Linked DNA regions of Homo sapiens: region 2 is linked to region 1. The links are chromatin loops, found by intact Hi-C in ENCODE. Cell type or tissue: endothelial cell of umbilical vein. All regions are shown on one strand. Each heading gives the region's core, and the rest is flanking DNA. Links, peaks and the distances in the headings are about the cores only.

What was found. Peaks named below come from ENCODE experiments on the same cell type or tissue, not always from the same donor. Only the 100,000 strongest peaks of a DNase experiment are listed, where the experiment ranks them.
Region 2: a loop joins it to region 1, with 8 times the contacts of the local background. A loop is called at or near these places in 10 of 110 quality-filtered maps.

The regions. Positions count from the first base shown.
Region 1 is chr3:56,920,312-56,928,775 of GRCh38, forward strand. It overlaps a transcript of ARHGEF3 not described here. Among named protein-coding and RNA genes, the nearest start is that of ARHGEF3-AS1, 15 kb to the right of the region's middle. In endothelial cell of umbilical vein, for the core only: no CTCF peak of the experiment used is centred there; a DNase peak (open chromatin) is centred at 3,760; H3K27ac peaks cover 2,389 bases.
Region 2 is chr3:56,852,787-56,861,250 of GRCh38, forward strand. It overlaps a transcript of ARHGEF3 not described here. Among named protein-coding and RNA genes, the nearest start is that of ARHGEF3, 55 kb to the left of the region's middle. RefSeq lists an enhancer at 1-422. In endothelial cell of umbilical vein, for the core only: a CTCF peak has its summit at 3,270 (motif pointing right); a DNase peak (open chromatin) is centred at 3,255.

The DNA.
Region 1 (8,464 bases), core at 2,651-5,150:
CTCTAAAGAGATTAGCACCAAAACTGGGACCTAACTAAGGTGTCACCAAAAGTGTCATGGTATCACTAGAACCAGAACCATGTTTCCTGTGTTCTTGTTCGATATATCTGAGGGTATTTTCTGTTGAGAAGTTCCAAGCAATTTCCTTACCAAAGATATTATAAGGAACATACTCGTCAGGGTTGTGAGAATTTCATTTACATAAAATAAAATATTTAGATTTTAGCAGAATTACTTCTTCATTAAAAGTTGGCAAGCAACGATGATTCTTTCCATTTGAACTTTATCCTGGTTCCTTAATGTCTTTCTTATTTGTACTTAACAAGCCAGAAATGTCACAAAATCTTACAGTTGGAAAGGGAATTTCAAGGTCTTTAAACATACCCCATTTGATACTTCAAATTTTAAAATTCCACAAACTGAATTTAAAAATAGGTAGTAAAAAAATCTCATGGCCAAGGCCGGGCACGATGGCTCATGCCTGTAATCCCAGCACTTTGGGAGGCCGAGGCGGGCAGATCACGAGGTCAGGAGATCAAGATCATCCTGGCTAACGTGGTGAAACCCTGTCTCTACTAAAAATACAAAAAAAAATTAGCCAGGCGTGGTGGCGGGCACCTGTAGTCCCAGCTACTCAGGAGGCTGAGGCAGGAGAATGATGTGAACCTGGGAGGCGGAGCTTGCAGTGAGCCGAGATTGCACCACTGCACTCCAGCCTGGGTGACAGAGCGAGACTCCATCTCAAAAAAAAAAAAAAAAAAAAAAACTCATGGGCCAGTGCAGTGGCTCACACCTGTAATCCCAGTGGTTAGGGAGGCAGAGACATGAGGATGGCTTGAGCCCGGGAGTTCAAGACCTGCCTGGACAACATGGTGAGACCCTATTCTCCATAAAAAGAAAAAAAAAAAGACCAAAAAAAAAAAGGTTGGAAAAAATCTCAAATGGGATGGTAGCCGTGACCAAATTAAAATAATATATTGCACACTGGCTTACCCAAGGTTCCAACATCATAAGATTATTAGTTCTCAGATCTTAGGTTTCTAAGACTGTTGTCAAATTTAGGTAAGACTAAGGAAAAACAAAAATTCAAAAACAAATTCAGGTAACACTAAGGAAAAACAAAATTTGGGTGTTACTAGGTTATCAGGGAGGCATAAAGCACAGCAAGCCAGTGAGAAATAAAAAGAATATCAAATTAGAGCCTGAGAGTTGCTCACAGTCATGCACTTTTATTGAATGTCTTTATCTACTCCTCAAAGCTGGAAGGGTGGTTAATCCAAGTAAAACCTGAACAATTCCTCTGCCTGCTTCACCATGAACTCTAGACAAATGGAGCAGCGGTGTCCAGACACTTTCCCAGGCCAAGGCCTATTGGACTCAAGGTGGTTCAACTCAAGAGACTGTGAACATTTGAAAATGTTGATGCTCTTGGAGAGCCCTGCTTAGTATCCCAGCTCAACAAGATTATAAAATGATGAGAAGAATGTGGGAGCAGACCTGGCTGCTCAAGGTCAAGAATGAATAAATAGAAAAGTCTTCATCTATGGTTTCAACACAGGAACTAAAAATAAATGATGCTGGAACATGGAAGTCTCAACGATTGCTAGTCATGGCTAATCTTGAGTGCTTATCTTACTGGTTTTGTTACAAGCAATCGCCTGAGCTCTGTCTTTATTCTCTCTAAACAAATCTGAACTTTTATAACCAGATTCCTCACATTATTTTGGCAACTGATACATGGGCAGCTATTTTTAAAAGTGAATGCAAAAAAAAAAAAGGAAAGCTGATGTATGCTGTGAAGCAGCCACCGGCCTGGCCGCTGCGGTTCTGCCTCCTTGACTAACACAAGAAGCAAGGGCCACCTGAAGAATTTCTGCATGAAGCACACAGGGGCCGCTTGCAAATAAGCTCATCCAGTTTATTTCTTAGAAACATAAACACCCTGGGTGCAGCTTTTTCAAGAAACTGTCAAGTCTCCTTCCTTACACTGTCAGTTAAAAGTGAAACTCCTGTCTGTGGGTTACTGACCTCTGCACAATTTTTAGGAAGAAAAAAAAGTTTAAAAACTGATTAGCTGATATCTATCAGCCAAAGGGCTTCCTTACTTGGAAATGAGACTTACTATTTGGCATTGCACTGTCAAAGTTGGTTGGAAGTGGAAAATCTGAATATGGGGGTGGGAGGGAGGGGTATTTCTGACACTTACATGAATACTCAGGAGGATTTTTAAAAGTAATCTGCCTAGATCAAAAAACAATGCTTGACACACCGAATTTCCAAGTTAAAAATATATAACAAAAGCAAGAATCATTCTTATTAAAAAGTTTCTCACCATTATTTTGACTTCAGATAACTCTTTAGGGATAATTTCTGGGAAAAACCATCTGGCTGGAATAGTTAACAATAAATTAATATTTGGGCTCTGTGATTTTTGGCTCTGCCATTTACTAGTTGAATGACCTGGTAAGTCACTCTTAATTTCCTTGATCTTTAGTTTCCTTATCTGTAAAACAGGAATGACTCCTTTATCCCTAGCAGGTTGCAGGGAGGATGGTAGGATACTAACTGACATATGTATTTAAAAGCAGAACAGCCTGGGTGCAGTGGCTCACGCCTGTAATCCCAACACTTTGGGAAGCGTAGGCGGAAGGATCAGCTGAGGTCAGGAGTTCAAGACCAGCTTGGCCAAAATGGCAAAACCCCATCTCTACTAAATATATATATATATATATATATATATATATATATATATATATATATATATAAATTAGTTGGGCATGGTGGCGTGTGCCTATAATACCAGCTACTCGGGAAGCTGGGACAGGAGAATCACTTGAACCCAGGAGGCAGAGGTTGCAGTGAGCCAAGATCGTGCCACTCCAGCCTGGGCAACAGAGCAAGACTCCGTCTCAAAAAAAGAAGCAGAACAATGGATGATGGGAACTTTGGGCCATCATACTATTGTTTCTATTTTTGTATAGGTTTTAATTTTTCCATAATAAAATATTTTTTAAAAGACAAAGGCACAGTAATAATTTATTTTTTTTCAAACAGAAGAGGAAATTTTTTGGTGTAACGATGGAAACTGGTTCAAATTTTCCTCCTAGCAAATTGAAAAGCAGTACCAAATCTGAAATCCAGAGTTTGATTTTTCTATCCTGATTTGACTGTCAACTGGGCATCTAAGAAAAAGGTAATAGAAACTAGCAGTTTCCCATTTCCCTTCTTCCTTCCAATAGAGAAAAAAAATGAGAGCATAGTTAAAACTTAAGTCATATTTATTTTTTTAATCTTACAATGCTGACTTCCCTGAAATCCCTGTATCCATCTAGAAAGTTCAAGACTTTTATGAAAATACCCCCAAGAAACCAAGAGATTTAAAAGCATGTGTGTCCCATGACTCAGAGTGTTCATTCTGCCTAAACACCAGTGAAAGTGGTTTTTTGTTTTGTTATGTTTTGGGTGTGTTCATGTGTACATGAAGAATTGGTATTGCCACTTTTTCTCCCTTAATTCAGAATCAGAAAGGAATCACCAAAACACTGGAAAATAGCAAACCAAATGAGACAGGTGGAAAGGGCTTCCAACTCTCACCCAAGGTAACTGGTCCTGGTTGGAAGCTCAGCACCTCCTCCCAGTTAGGGCTCTGCCCTGGAGGCTGTCCCTTTAAGTCAGACTTCCTGGTAAGGCTGAGAGATTTCCGCATGCAGCTTCCTGGAGACCGTATAAGATAAACAATAAACTTTGCAACAAAATCATGGACAATAAGCCCCACGTGGCTGTAACAAGAAGCAATTATAAGCATTGACAATGGCTAGGGCATTTCCAACAGGAATGCAAGTCTGTGATAAACAGGGGAGAAACATGCTACCCCACACCTGCACAAACTAAATGATGTGTAAAAAATAGTTCCTAGCCTCTCATCACATTGAGAACTAGTTGCTTCCAAATTCAGCACTCTTTTTAAAAAAATCATTGTCTAAGAGGAAAGCAGTCAGGCCTTTCTTAAAGCACCACTGCCTATTAGATGAAAGCTGCTGAGGCCCAGCGACACTACGTGTTCCTTACTCCATGAGTCTCTGTGTTACAGGAAAGGGGTCCTGATCCAGACCCCAAGATAGGGTTCTGGGATCTCATGCAAGAAAGAATTCAGGGCAAGTCCAGAGAGTAAAGTGAAAGCAAGTTTATTAGGAAAGTAAAGGAATAAAAGAATGGCTACTCCATAGACGGTTGCCCATTTTTACAGTTATTTCTTGATTATATGTTAAACAAGAGGTGGATGATTCATGCCTCCCCTTTATAGAACATATAGGGTAACTTCCTGACGTTGCCAAGGCGTTTGTAAACTGTCATGGCACTGGTGGGAGTGTAGCAGTGAGAATGACCAGAGGTCACTCTCGTTGCCATCTTGGTTTTGGTGGGATTTAGCCAGATTCTTTACTGCAACCTGTTTTATCAGCAAGGTCTTTATGACCTGTATCTTGTGCTGACCTCCTATCTCATCTTGTGACTTAGAATGCCTTAACTGTCTGGGAATGCAGCCCAGTAGGTCTCAGCCTCATGCTACCCAGCTCCTATTCAAGATGGAGTTGCTCTTGTTCACATGCCTCTGACATAAGGGTCACCCTTTGAGTCTCCTGCAGCTGAACCCCCTACCTGGCTAGCTTTGGGGAATTCCCCAACTCAGGAACCAGAGCCCACATTCTACCAGAGGAGATGAGAGTGCCATACACTTGCTTCCCAGCCTCCCTTGCAGCCACAGCATGAGAACATGAGCAGGCTCAGCCAATCATGTGCTGGGATGCAAAGCGGCAGGGCCGCTGCAGACCCCATTCTGCGAGGGTGGTGGCAGCTTGCAGAGGCAGAGTAAGGGTAGACTGGGTAGCCACAGCCTACAACCAGCATTGGTGGTGCAAGCCATGGCGTCTACACCTACCCAGCAGTGGTAGCAATAGTGTCTTTACAATAACTGTTTGGTGGTATAATTTGGAGTTGTCCCTGTTTCCCTGGTCCTTCCGAAATTCTCTGAGCTACCCTAGACACTGTAATAAATTCATTTTCTGCTTAACTCAGCTGTGTCATCACTCAAGTTCAGCTCACAGGAGGCTTCCCTGACCAGGCTGTCTATAGGACCATGCCTTATACCCCACCATCGTTATTCTCTATCATGATACCCTACTGATTTCCTTCCCACTACTTATCACATCCTGTAACCAATCCACTTCATTATTAACAACAATACGAACCACCATTGACTGGGGGCTTGCTATGTGTCAGATGGTAGGCTAAGCTAATTTAATTCTATGACCACCCTATGAGATAAGTACTTTTATTATCCCTAGTTTATAGATGAGGAAAGAGGCTCAGAAGGGTTAAAAAAAGTTGTCCAATGTGCCAAGCTTGGCAGTAATGGAATAAGGACTGGAGTCTAGGCCTGCAGCACAGGTTCTTACCACAATACTCATTCAGGCAGTGACTGAATACACACTGGCCACAGTGCAGGCACCAAAGCCACAGGACAGCCTGGCTCTCATGGAGCCTGGAGGCTGGTGGTCCAATCTCCCACCTGGTATTCTACCCATCACCCAAAAACCCTTCTTGGGGAAGAAATGCAGACTGACATGTGTAAAGATGAGACCAGCTTCCTTTGTTCAACAGAAATGTGCCCAGCTCTGTGTTCAAAGCATCAGGCATGCAAAAATACCTCAGAAGCTCACAGGCCAGAGGAGACGCAGACCTGTACACAATGCTCACTGCTCAACCTGCTGGTTCCCACAGCCTCGAAGCACTAGGCTGCAGAGGAAGAAGCCAGGGACCATTCTCAGGGTCTCCCCAATGACAGTGCCATTCCAGCTGGTTGTCAGTGATGTATAGGAGTTGCCAGGCTGAGGAGAGGGGGGTCAGCGCAAAGGTGAGAAGTGGGAACAGCAAAGTTCATTCAGGAGGCGAGGAGACAGTCAAGGGGTCTATGGAAGGGACAGGATGCGAAGGCCAGGGATGAGATGCTTGGAGCCAAGGAAGGAGTTCCAACTCCACCCTGCAGGAAATGGGGAACCAGGGCAAGTTTCTCAGCCAGAACAGCTGCATGACCAGATAGAAATTCTTTTTGTCAAGAACAGTGGCCATGGCCATAGAATACAGTACTAGTCAGATGCTTTTCCTATGTATTTTTAAAGTACACAAACATAAATATATTTGCTGAAAGCCAGGAATTGTAATAACAAGAAGTTCCATTTCTATGCTTTCCAACTCCCTCTCCTGGCTGAGTAAGAAGTGAAATAAGTCTGCCCTTCCAACAGAAGGAGTTAAACACAGCCATTCCCTCCTGTAATGTGAAATTACACAGAGCTCTCACATGGATAATTTATGGAGAAAACAAGGAATTCCCCAGCTACTTGATTTTACAACTCCAATCACCCAGATTCCCCCAGTGTGATAACAAGAACCTCACCTCTGGGTTGTGTCATCATTAAAATGAAAAGCTGATTTTTATTTTTTAAAAGAATGTGTGTGGTTGAGCCACAAAGAGCCTCCTGGGTTGGATGAATACCCCGGGAGGGGTGGGAGGAGTCCCCAGAATGACCCTTTGAGGCTGAGAGGGACTCATACTTAGTAACAGGCCCCAGGGAATGCTGTGTTAAGTGTGCAGCCCCAGAGGTCTGGAAATGCCAAGCCAGCCGGGGTGGTGAGGGCATAGCAACCAGAACACAGACCAGAAATAAAGGAAGGCAGTTTAGCACAGAAGTGAGGAATAGGAGTTCTAAGCCAGATAACCTGGGTTCAAATCCCAGTGCTGTCACTTAATGCGTGACCCCTGATCATTTACTTAACTTCCCTGTGCCTCTGTTTCCTCCTCTGGTAAATGGGAACAGTAAGAGGACCCACTGCAAAAAGTTCTTGTGAGAATCAAATAAGTCAAATATGTATCATTGAGCATAGTGCCTGGCACATAGTAAGTAACAATTGCAGTTTCCTAGAGACTATAAGATAAACAAGTAATTTTGCAGCAACATGACGGATAATAAGCCCCCATGTGGCACAACAAAAAGCAATTATAAGTGCTGACAATGGCTAGGGCATTTCCAATAGCAATGCAAATCTGTGTAAATAGCTGTTGCTGATACTACATATAATAATCTTATATAAAAGTATAATATATAACATAAACTTATATTTTAAATATACGATATGTAACATTATATAATATGGTAATAGTGATTTTATTATGATCTGCTTTAACCCAATTTAACAAAGAATTTTTCAACAAAAATGAGGGGTCTGAGGAGGGGAGCCCCAGGATCAGGCACCTAAAGTGTGTTTGTGCAGTATTTCCAACCACCTGGAGGTTCAATGTCAGGGATACCTACCATGGACCACAGAGCCAATCTGCTAGGCCAGAGTCCAGGTGGTACCGCATATGAGCTGCAGAGTTGGGAAAGTCATTTGACCCATAAAAAACAAACAAACAAACAAACAAAAACCTTGATTTCCTCATCTCTGCAAAGGGGATAACAATAGTACTGCCTTCACAGTTTGTGTCAAGCACTGGTGCTCAATTTTACATTTGTTTTTACATAAATATTTCTAACAACCTGTGAATCAAAAATGATTATGATGTCTATTTTATGAATGAGAAAACCTGAGGTTCAGAGACGTTAAGCAATTGCCAGACAGCACACAGCTAGATTGACATGCAGGAAATCTACCCCAAGCCAGCACTCTAAGCCAGCCCTCAATTCTGCAGACACATGCAGCATGAGAAGGATGCACCAAAGCTCTTCAGAGCAGGAGAGTATTAACCAACATGTGTGCTGGAATCACCCTTTAAGAAGGGCACGTGTTTCCCCACTGCAGACCCCAAAGCTTATGGCACCTGTAGGCAGTGAAAAGAAACTCCCCCTTGTTGAGCATCTACTATATACCAGGCACCATGTTGAGTGTCCTGCCACATCATTGCCACCTTATCACCACAGCAACCCTCTGAAGCAAGGACTAGAAGACATTGAGGCTCAGCGAGGTTGGGTTCCTGGCCCATGGTCACAGAGCTTTTCAGTGGCAGCATCCCTACACACATCTGGGTCCGTTCTGCTCCCACTCAGGCTTGCAGACAGGCTCTGAAAACACTCCTTAATGTCCCTTAGGTGCTCCTCTCCCCCTCATTACCTCCCACTTTGAAAGCACAAAGCTGCTTATTTTGCAGCAGGAAAATGACCATGGGGGCTGAGTAGGGCCATGGTGCAAACTACAATTACTGCAGACAACAATTTGCATTCCAGATCTGAAATGTGCTCAGGGCTCCACTTGAGCCCTGTAATCAGCTTAGCCTTTGCCCAAATCTCTCTTGAAATGAAGACATATTAGATGAACTGAGACACAGCAGGGTTTGGAAAATGTGCCTCTGCCCCCCAGTGAACTGCCACCTAAGGAAAAACTGTGCCAAGAAACAGCCAGGGTTGAGTGGGAT
Region 2 (8,464 bases), core at 2,091-4,590, 68 kb before region 1:
AGTTTCGGGCTGGGCTGGCTGATTCATCAAACCCTGATCTGACATGTCCCCTCTATCCTCTCAACCATTTCCTTGACTCACTAGAATTATTCCTTCCAAAAAGGAACCTTGTCTGCTCGATGGATGTATAGACCATGCATTGCATTTTAGAAACAGTAAAAGTAAGGGCTAAAAATAGCCAGAAAGTGCTTTAGTCAAGAATCTCTAGTTGAAATTCAGGGGCATTTGTGTTCAAGAAAACAAGACCTCCCAAGAACAGCAGATTTTTAAACTTTGAATTTGATCCAAAAATGGAAATCTATACATATGATGAACTGTGTTTCTTATTTCTTTCAATTCAGCACCCTCCTGTAGTACCTGAGCATGGGGTACAGAGGTAACAGAACAGAGGACATGCATTGTTAAAGAAAAATCTGGGGTGGTGACAAGCCAAAAGTCTACCAGCCAAAAGGTCGAGAGATTGTGTAGAAGGAAGCTCACATCTTCCACACTCAAAAATATAACTGAGCTACTTTGCTGCTCAACAGTTATTGCTCAATTTTTATTTATTATTTTTATTATTATTTTGAGATGGAGTTTAGCTCTTGTCCCCCAGCCTGGAGTGCAATGGCACCATCTCGGCTCACTGCAACCTCTGTCTCCTGGGTTCAAGCAATTCTCCTGCCTCAGCCTCCCAAGTAGCTGGGATTACAGGCATGTGCCACCACGCCTGGCTAATTTTTGTATTTTTAGTAGAGACGGGGTTTCACTGTATTGGCCAGGCTGGTCTCGAACTCCTGACCTGATGATCTGACTGCCTTAGTCTCCCAAAGTGCTGGGATTACAAGTGTGAGTCACCATGCCCGGCTCAATTTTTATTGTAGACTATGTTGCTCAATGTTAAGAACCAAAATTAATGAATGCTTTAAAATTTATAACACCTCTTCCACAAGCCATGGATGCTCATTCCTTCCCTTCCTTTGTTGAGTATTTGTGACGCACATACTACATGCCAAGAGTTATGCCAGGCTTTGCAGGCACTTACACGCCAAGTAAGAACATGGGCTCCTATGGAAGCCTTCGGAGGGGTCACCTCTGTTTGAGGGTCAGGGGAGGGCTCTCAGTAGAAGTTACATAGAAAGACAATTGGCCAGGCGTAGTGGCTCACGCCTGTAATCCCAGCATTTTGGGAGGCCGAGGAGGGTGGATCACGAGGTCAGGAGATTGAGACTGTCCTGGCTAACACGGTGAAACCCCGTCTCTACTAAAAATAGAAAAATCTAGCCGGGTGTGGTGGCAGGCGCCTGCAGTCCCAGCTACTGGGGAGGCTGAGGCAGGAGAATGGTGTGAACCCGAGAGGCAGAGCTTACAGTGAGCCGAGATGGCGCCACTGCACTCCAGCCTGGGTGACAGAGCGAGACTCCATCTAAAAAAACAAAACAAAAAAACAATTAGGCACAAAAAGGGTGAGGACAAAGGAAAGAAAAGAAAGATTCCAGGCAGAAAGACCAGAGGGTAGAAAGGACTATGTCAAGGAAGCCCAGATCTGTTTAGCTGGCATATGGAGAAGGAGCAGTGCAATGGAGAAAGACACAAGCATGCAGGGGCTGGGTCTCAAAGCCACGTTAAGGAGGAGTATTTATCCTCAGGCTTTCTCTGAAGGAAACAGGGAGAAGCAGCAAAGGATGTAAAGTGGTGAAGCGGGAACCCAACTTGTGTTTTAGGAAGATGCCTCGGGTTCAGTGTGGGGAATGGATTTGAGAGACAGAAAGGAGGCAGGCAGATCTCCAAGTTAGCAGCAGGAATGCAGGCCAAAGACTAAGCAGCCTCTGAAAGGTAGAGTCACTGGGCTGAAGAAAACTGGAGGACTCTGGAGATATTTAGAAGGCAGGCAGGTTGAGATTTGGTGGGAAACAAGGTAAAGGAAAGAGGCCATGATGCCACCCCAGCTTCTGGCTTTGGCAACAGATAGGTACTATTTGGGGGGATGCAAATACCTAGAGGGGTGGGGGGGTTGGGGGGCAGGTAGGAAAGGTAAGAAGTTTAGGGGAGAACTTCAAAAGCAGCTATCCCAAAGGCCTCTGTCAGGACCCTGAGGGACACCCCCAATTAAGGGATGGACACAAGAAGGGGTAACTGCAAAGGAATCCAAGATGGAGTGGTCAGAAATGTGAGCAGTAAACAGGAGAGTGTGCAGTCACAGAGAGAAAGTCAATCTTATGTAGCACATGGCAGAGGTCAGAGTGGAAAAAGTCACTAGATATGGCCATGGCAAGACCTGGTGGCCAAGGCAGTTGAGTCACTTATTCAACACAATAGTATGGAGTACAATAACAAGGTCAGAGGAGGGGAAAAGGAGGAATCCAGGCTGAGGTGGGTGGAGAGGAGGGAGAGAGGTGAGGGGCAGGAGGGAGGGGTGCCTGCAGTCACCAAAGGGTTTTTATTGAGATAGGAAAGACTGAAGGTTGTCAAGCACTATTTATTGTTGTTCCCATTTTTATCTGGAGGTCTTTTCTCAAGACCACATATCTAAAAAGTGGAAGAGCAGGAATTCAAATACACGTTTGCTAACTCTTTTCAAAACACTCATTTGGCAGCAATAAATGGCCTTTACTGATGCAAAAACAAGTAGTCTGGGCTGGGCGTGGTGGTTCCTGCCTGTAATCCTAGCACTTTGGAAGGTTGAGGCAGGCAGATCACTTGAGGTCAGGAGTTCAAGACCAGCCTGGCCAACATGGTAAAACCCCTCTCTACTAAAAATACAAAAATTAGCTGGGCGTGGTGGCATGTGCCTGTAATCCCAGCTATTCGGGAGGCTGAGGCAGGAGAATCGCTTGAACCTGGGGGGCAGAGGTTGCAATGAGCCGAGATTACGCCACTGCACTCCAGCCTGGGCAAGAGTGAGACTGTCTCAAAAAAAAAAAAAAAAGTACTCTGGGCTGCCTGTCTTCCCTCCTTCTCCACTCTCCTACCCCCTGTAAATGACTGCTACATACAACTACGACACTAAAGTGGAAGGAAAAACTGTCATGCTGAACCACAGCTCTCCCAAATTTGTGACATAGATGTACAGATGATGATGACACAGTTACCGTCAGAAAAGGCATTCCAAATACTTACGCTTAACCCTAAAATGAAAGGAAATTTAACTTCTAAAACAATATCCCAGAAAAGACAAGTGTCATTTTTCAATTCCACTACTTGGCTCAAAGGGCTTCTTTTCTTTTCCTGGTTGTGACATTTCATTGTTTTACTCTCAAAGGAGCAGAGAGCCTGCAGACCAGCAGGGGGCCCTGCCGCAGAGGAGGAAGATGTGGGGCCAGGGGCCTGGCCAGTGGTGGACGAGATGTCTGGTAGGGGTCTGGACAATCTGAGTCCATAACCAGTCAGTCCTGGGGGGTGTCGCCATCAGAAGATACCAAGCCACATAAAATACACGTAACTCGGGGATAAAAAGGAAGCGGAGGGATAATAAGAGGAACAGGATAAAGAGAAAGAAAATAAGAAAATGATCTATGTCTAGTATCTGTCTATAAGGACAGTGAGTCAACATTTTTGGAAATCCAGGCTCTTTCTCTAGCCTTTTACTCCAGAGCTTTCAAGGGCTGACATGGGATGGAAGGATTCTTATGTCATCAAGTCTAATACTGCAATTTTACTTGTCTATTTATTGCTTATAAACTGACACTGTCTTTCATTTATGTTTTATTACACCGGTAATTCATGAATACAGATCCTCTTTACAGATATGGCTTGATTCTCCTTGGGTCCCCCTCCCCCTTCCCCACCACCCACCATGTCCCAACCCCTCTCCCTGACCTCTGTCTCTGGGGCCCTCCCTCCTCTGCTACAGCCCTTCTACAGCCCTTCATTTGCTTATACCTCTTGTTTTAGAATTTTCCTAAAGTGAGCCAAATTCTTTTCCATCTTGAGAGGTTTTTTGTTTTTTTTTTTTAACTTCATAGCATCCATCAAGATAGTGGCTGACACTTCTGCTGTAATAAAACTGGAATTAAAAAAAAAAAAATCTAGAGGCTTTCCAGAGCTTGCTTAGAGGCTTTGCTCTGCCTCCCAAGATGAACCAACTTACTCTTCATAATCTAAGTAAGGTCTAAGCAATGTTATTTCTTTGAAAATTTACATTAGAGCTTTTCCAAATCCCTGGCACACACTCTCCATTTAAAACTAACTATGGAGACCAAAGCCTGTTATATAAGCATCCAAGTCTGCAGCCATGGGCCATATTTCTTCAGCTGCCAGATCACATGACTGATAACAAAGCCAAGATAAAGGCAATAATTTTTTAAAATTTTTTTCTAGAAGAAAAAAAGCCCTACATATTTGAAAAAATAAAAAGATTAGGATCATTCCCATCAGAAGCTATTCTAAGTGGTTATTCCTCAAAATTAAAACAAAAATAAATTTGATTTTAAAACAAGCCACATCTACAGTGGCCACGGTGGGTTGCCTTCCTAACGTTGATTTCCCTTTCTCCCTCTTTAAGGAACTCCTATTTTCCGCAACTATTCACCCCGTTCATCCCCAAGGCAGAGTCTGAGTCAATCTTCATGGCATTCCTCCTGGGACTATTATTGACCCAGGGACAAGCATGTGACCTAATGTACCCAATCACACTAAAGGGAAGAACTTATTTGCTGGAAAAGGGAAACATATCAACCCAGTGGCTACTGGCAGCCATCTTGCAACCATGAGGGACACCAGCCTGAAGAGCACAAAGAGTTTAAGGAGATGGAAAGGACTTGTGTGTTTGGTGATAGTTTAGTAATTGAGTCAGTCAATCAGGGATTGACCTAACTCTGTACTTTTTATTCTGTGACATACAAAGCATCTCTATCTAAGGCTCTGTGAGTCAGGATTCCTGTTGCTTTCTCCAAACGGCTATAACACCAAAGAAGCGGGGAGATGGGGGAATCTGGTGCCATTTCCTTTTCCTTTTCTCTAAAAAGTTTCTTTGCTCTTTGGTTCTTTTTTAGGAAACAGCCTCTTACTATGTTGCCCAGGCTGGAGTGCAGTGGCTATTCACAGGCACAATCGTAGCACACTACAGCCTCAAACTCCTGGGTTCAAGCTATGCCCAGTTATGCTTTAGCCTTTGCATAGCTGGGACTATAGATGCAAGCCACTGCATCCAGTTCTGGCACCATTTTTCTGACCTACAAATTACATTTTGAAAGTTTCTTGGTTTAGCAGCTCATGCCTGTAATCGTAGCACTTTGGGAGGCTGAGGTGGCAGACTGCTTGAGCCCAGGAGTTTAAGACTAGCCTAGGCAACATGGTGGAACCCCATCTCTATAAAAAAATACAAAAATTAGCCAGGCATGGTGGTGCATGTCTGTAGTCCCGGCTACTCAGGAGGCTGAGGCAGGAGGATCGCTTGAGCCTGGGAGGTGGAGGCTGCAGTGAGCCATGTTTGCACCACTGCACTCCAGCCTGGGAAACAGAGCAAGACCCTGTCTCAAAAAAAAAAAAAAAAAAAAAAAGGCTTCTTCTTTCCTTCACTGTAATGGTTGCACTATCCATTCACTGTATCCACATGCATTTTTATAGCTGAGTACATTTTTCCAGGTTTTGTAGGAATTTTAATGGGTTTAAGCCTAGTAATTAAATATATATTAACTGGCTGCTACCACAGAAAGTTCAAGAGAAGCAAACTCAGCTCTGAGGATACTGAGCCCCTACCAGTGCCTGCCAAGATGCTAGAGATTATAACAATTGACAATGGCAGTCCCTGTCTGTGCTTGTGGGTTTACCTTCTGGTGAGGGGAGGAAGACAGTCAACAAGAACAACAGATGGTTTAGATAGTAACAACAGCACAGAAAGCACTTGCGGGGAGGGCAAGGCCTGCTTTAAATTGAGTTACCAGGAATGGCCTTTGCAAGGAGGTGACATTGAAAGCTGAGATCAGAACAAGGTGGGAGTCATATCTGGGGGAATAAGAAAGGAAAGAATAAACCTTGAATGTTTCAGTAGCATCAATAAATTCTGGTTTATTAGAAGGTGCCAAGAGATGGAGAGGGTGGAGGGAAATGAGGTTGGCAGGTGGGCAGGAGCCTAGACATTTGGGCCCTATAGGCCAAGGAAAGTGGATCTACATTTTATTTTAAGTCAGGGATTCTTACTTGTTTCTGTGTTATATACTTCCTAGGCAGCCTGCTGAACCCTATGGACCTCTGCTTGCAAAATGTTTTTAAATGGCGAAGACAAAAACAAAAAAATGTAGGATTATGAAAGACCAAGGATGGGACTGTGGGGGCAGGGAGATTATGGGAGTGATTTATCCCGCCAGGGAAGAGTATTTTTATCATGGACATTGTTTAGAGTTACCAGCTTATAGTGATCATAGAAGAATAGACTTTAAGTTGACTGTATTATTGTTTTGTTTTGTTTTTGAGACGGATGGAGTGTAGCGGTGTGATCTCGGCTCACTGCAAGCTCTGCCTCCCGGGTTCACGCCAATCTCCTGCCTCAGCCTCCCGAGTAGCTGGGACTACAGGCGCCCACCACCAGGCTCGGCTAATTTTTTGTATTTTTTTAGTAGAGACAGGGTTTCACCGTGTTAGCCAGGATGGTCTCGATCTCCTGACCTCGTGATCCGCCTACCTCGGCCTCCCAAAGTGCTGGGATCACAGGCAGGAGCCACCGTGCTCAGCCTGTATTATTGTTTTTAAATAATAAAAGCACACCACCTTGTTGCCTAAATCCAGGGCAGACTGAGCCCACATCCCTCTTGCCACCCCCTTGGTACACCTTTTTTTTTTTTGAGACAGGGTCTCACTCTGTCACCCAGGCTGGAGTGCAGTGGAGCAGAGATCTCGGCTCCCTGCAACTTTCACCTCCCAGGCTAAAGCGATTCTCCCATCTCAGCCTCCCGAGTAGCTGGGACTACAGGCACAAACCACCACACCAGGCTAATTTTTTTTTTTTTTTTTAAGTTAGAGACAGGTTTTGCCATGTTGGCCAGGCTGGTCTCGAACTCCTGACCTCAAGGGATCTGCCCACCTCGGTCTCCCAAAGTGCTGGGGTTACAGGCATGAGCCACTACACCCAGCCCCGTTGGTACACTTCTGATTAAGAAAACTCATTACATTGAGCTGGGCATGATGGTTCACACACCTGTAATCCCAGCATTTTGGGAGGCTGAGGTGGGTGGATTGCCTGAGCTCAGGAGTTCCAGACCAGCCTGGGTAACATGGCGAAACCCTGTCTCTATTAAAAATACAAAAATTAGCCAGTCTCATAACCTGGTCTCAAGAGAGATAGATAGATAGATAGATAGATAGATCGATAGATAGATAAAAATTAATATAAACAAACAATTTAATTAAAAATAAAATATAATTTGCAACATAAAAATCTAATTTATTAAATAACTTCTTTGTTCATATTTATTTTTTATTTTTATTTTTTAGAGACAGAGTCTCACTCTGTCACCCAGGATGGAGTGTAGTGGTACGATCATGGCTCACTGCAGCCTCAAATTCCTGGGCTCACGTGATCCTCCTGCCTTAGCTTCCTGAGTAGTGTGCTGAGACTACAGGTGTGTGCAACCATGGCCAGCTGATTTTATAATTTTTTTGTAGAGATGGGGTCTTACTATGTTGCCCAGGCTGGTCTCTAGCTCCTGGCCTCAAGCAGTCCTTCCACCTCAGCCTCCCAAAGTGTGAGCCACTGTGTCTAGCCTGTTTAAATAACAGATATGGTGGCAGATCTAACCACTACTGTCATTTTACAATCAAATGGGCATACAAAATATTCTGAGATATATGTAACCAGTATAATGTGAAGAGAAAATCACAGTGGGTTCTTTTGGTGACAAAGTCACAAGTAACTGCTGATATTGCTGTGGTTTTTTGTCCTCATTTATAGAAAGGAAATGTAAATTTCAGTTGGAGGTTAGTGAAAATACAGATGTAATTTTTTTTCCAATCCAAGTTTAGAGACCCCATGGAAGCCCCTGGAAGTTACTGGAGAGTTTGACTAAGGAGTGTAATCTGATTTATGTTTCTAAAAAGATCTGCCTAATGGTTGGTGGGGGATGACGTGATTAATACGTGCCAAGTTCATTTCGTGCTCAGAAGCTGGCAATGGTCAGCTGTAAGGAAGAGCGATACCAGGGCTTCTCTTGAATCATGGCTACTAAAGAACAAAGAAGATCTGCCTTTATGAGTGGTCTCTAGGCCCACAATGAAAAGGCAATGCGGCAGAAATAAAGCACCTCCAGCCCCCTGCTGCAGGGAAAGGAGAGGAGATTCATGGCTAGGAGAGGCCCCTGTGCAAATCTGCAAAGTCTTGGAGAAAAGAAACCATGTCGGCTTTAGCTTCCTGTAAGACAAGTGTGATGATAAGCACCTCTCAGGCTTGTTATGTAGGCAGAGGGGCTGCTGCAGTATGAAGCGCCTGTCACCAGTGAGTGGTGGTCAGTGCCAGGGTGGTATCTTCCCTTTTGGTGCCTTCTGCCTGGGA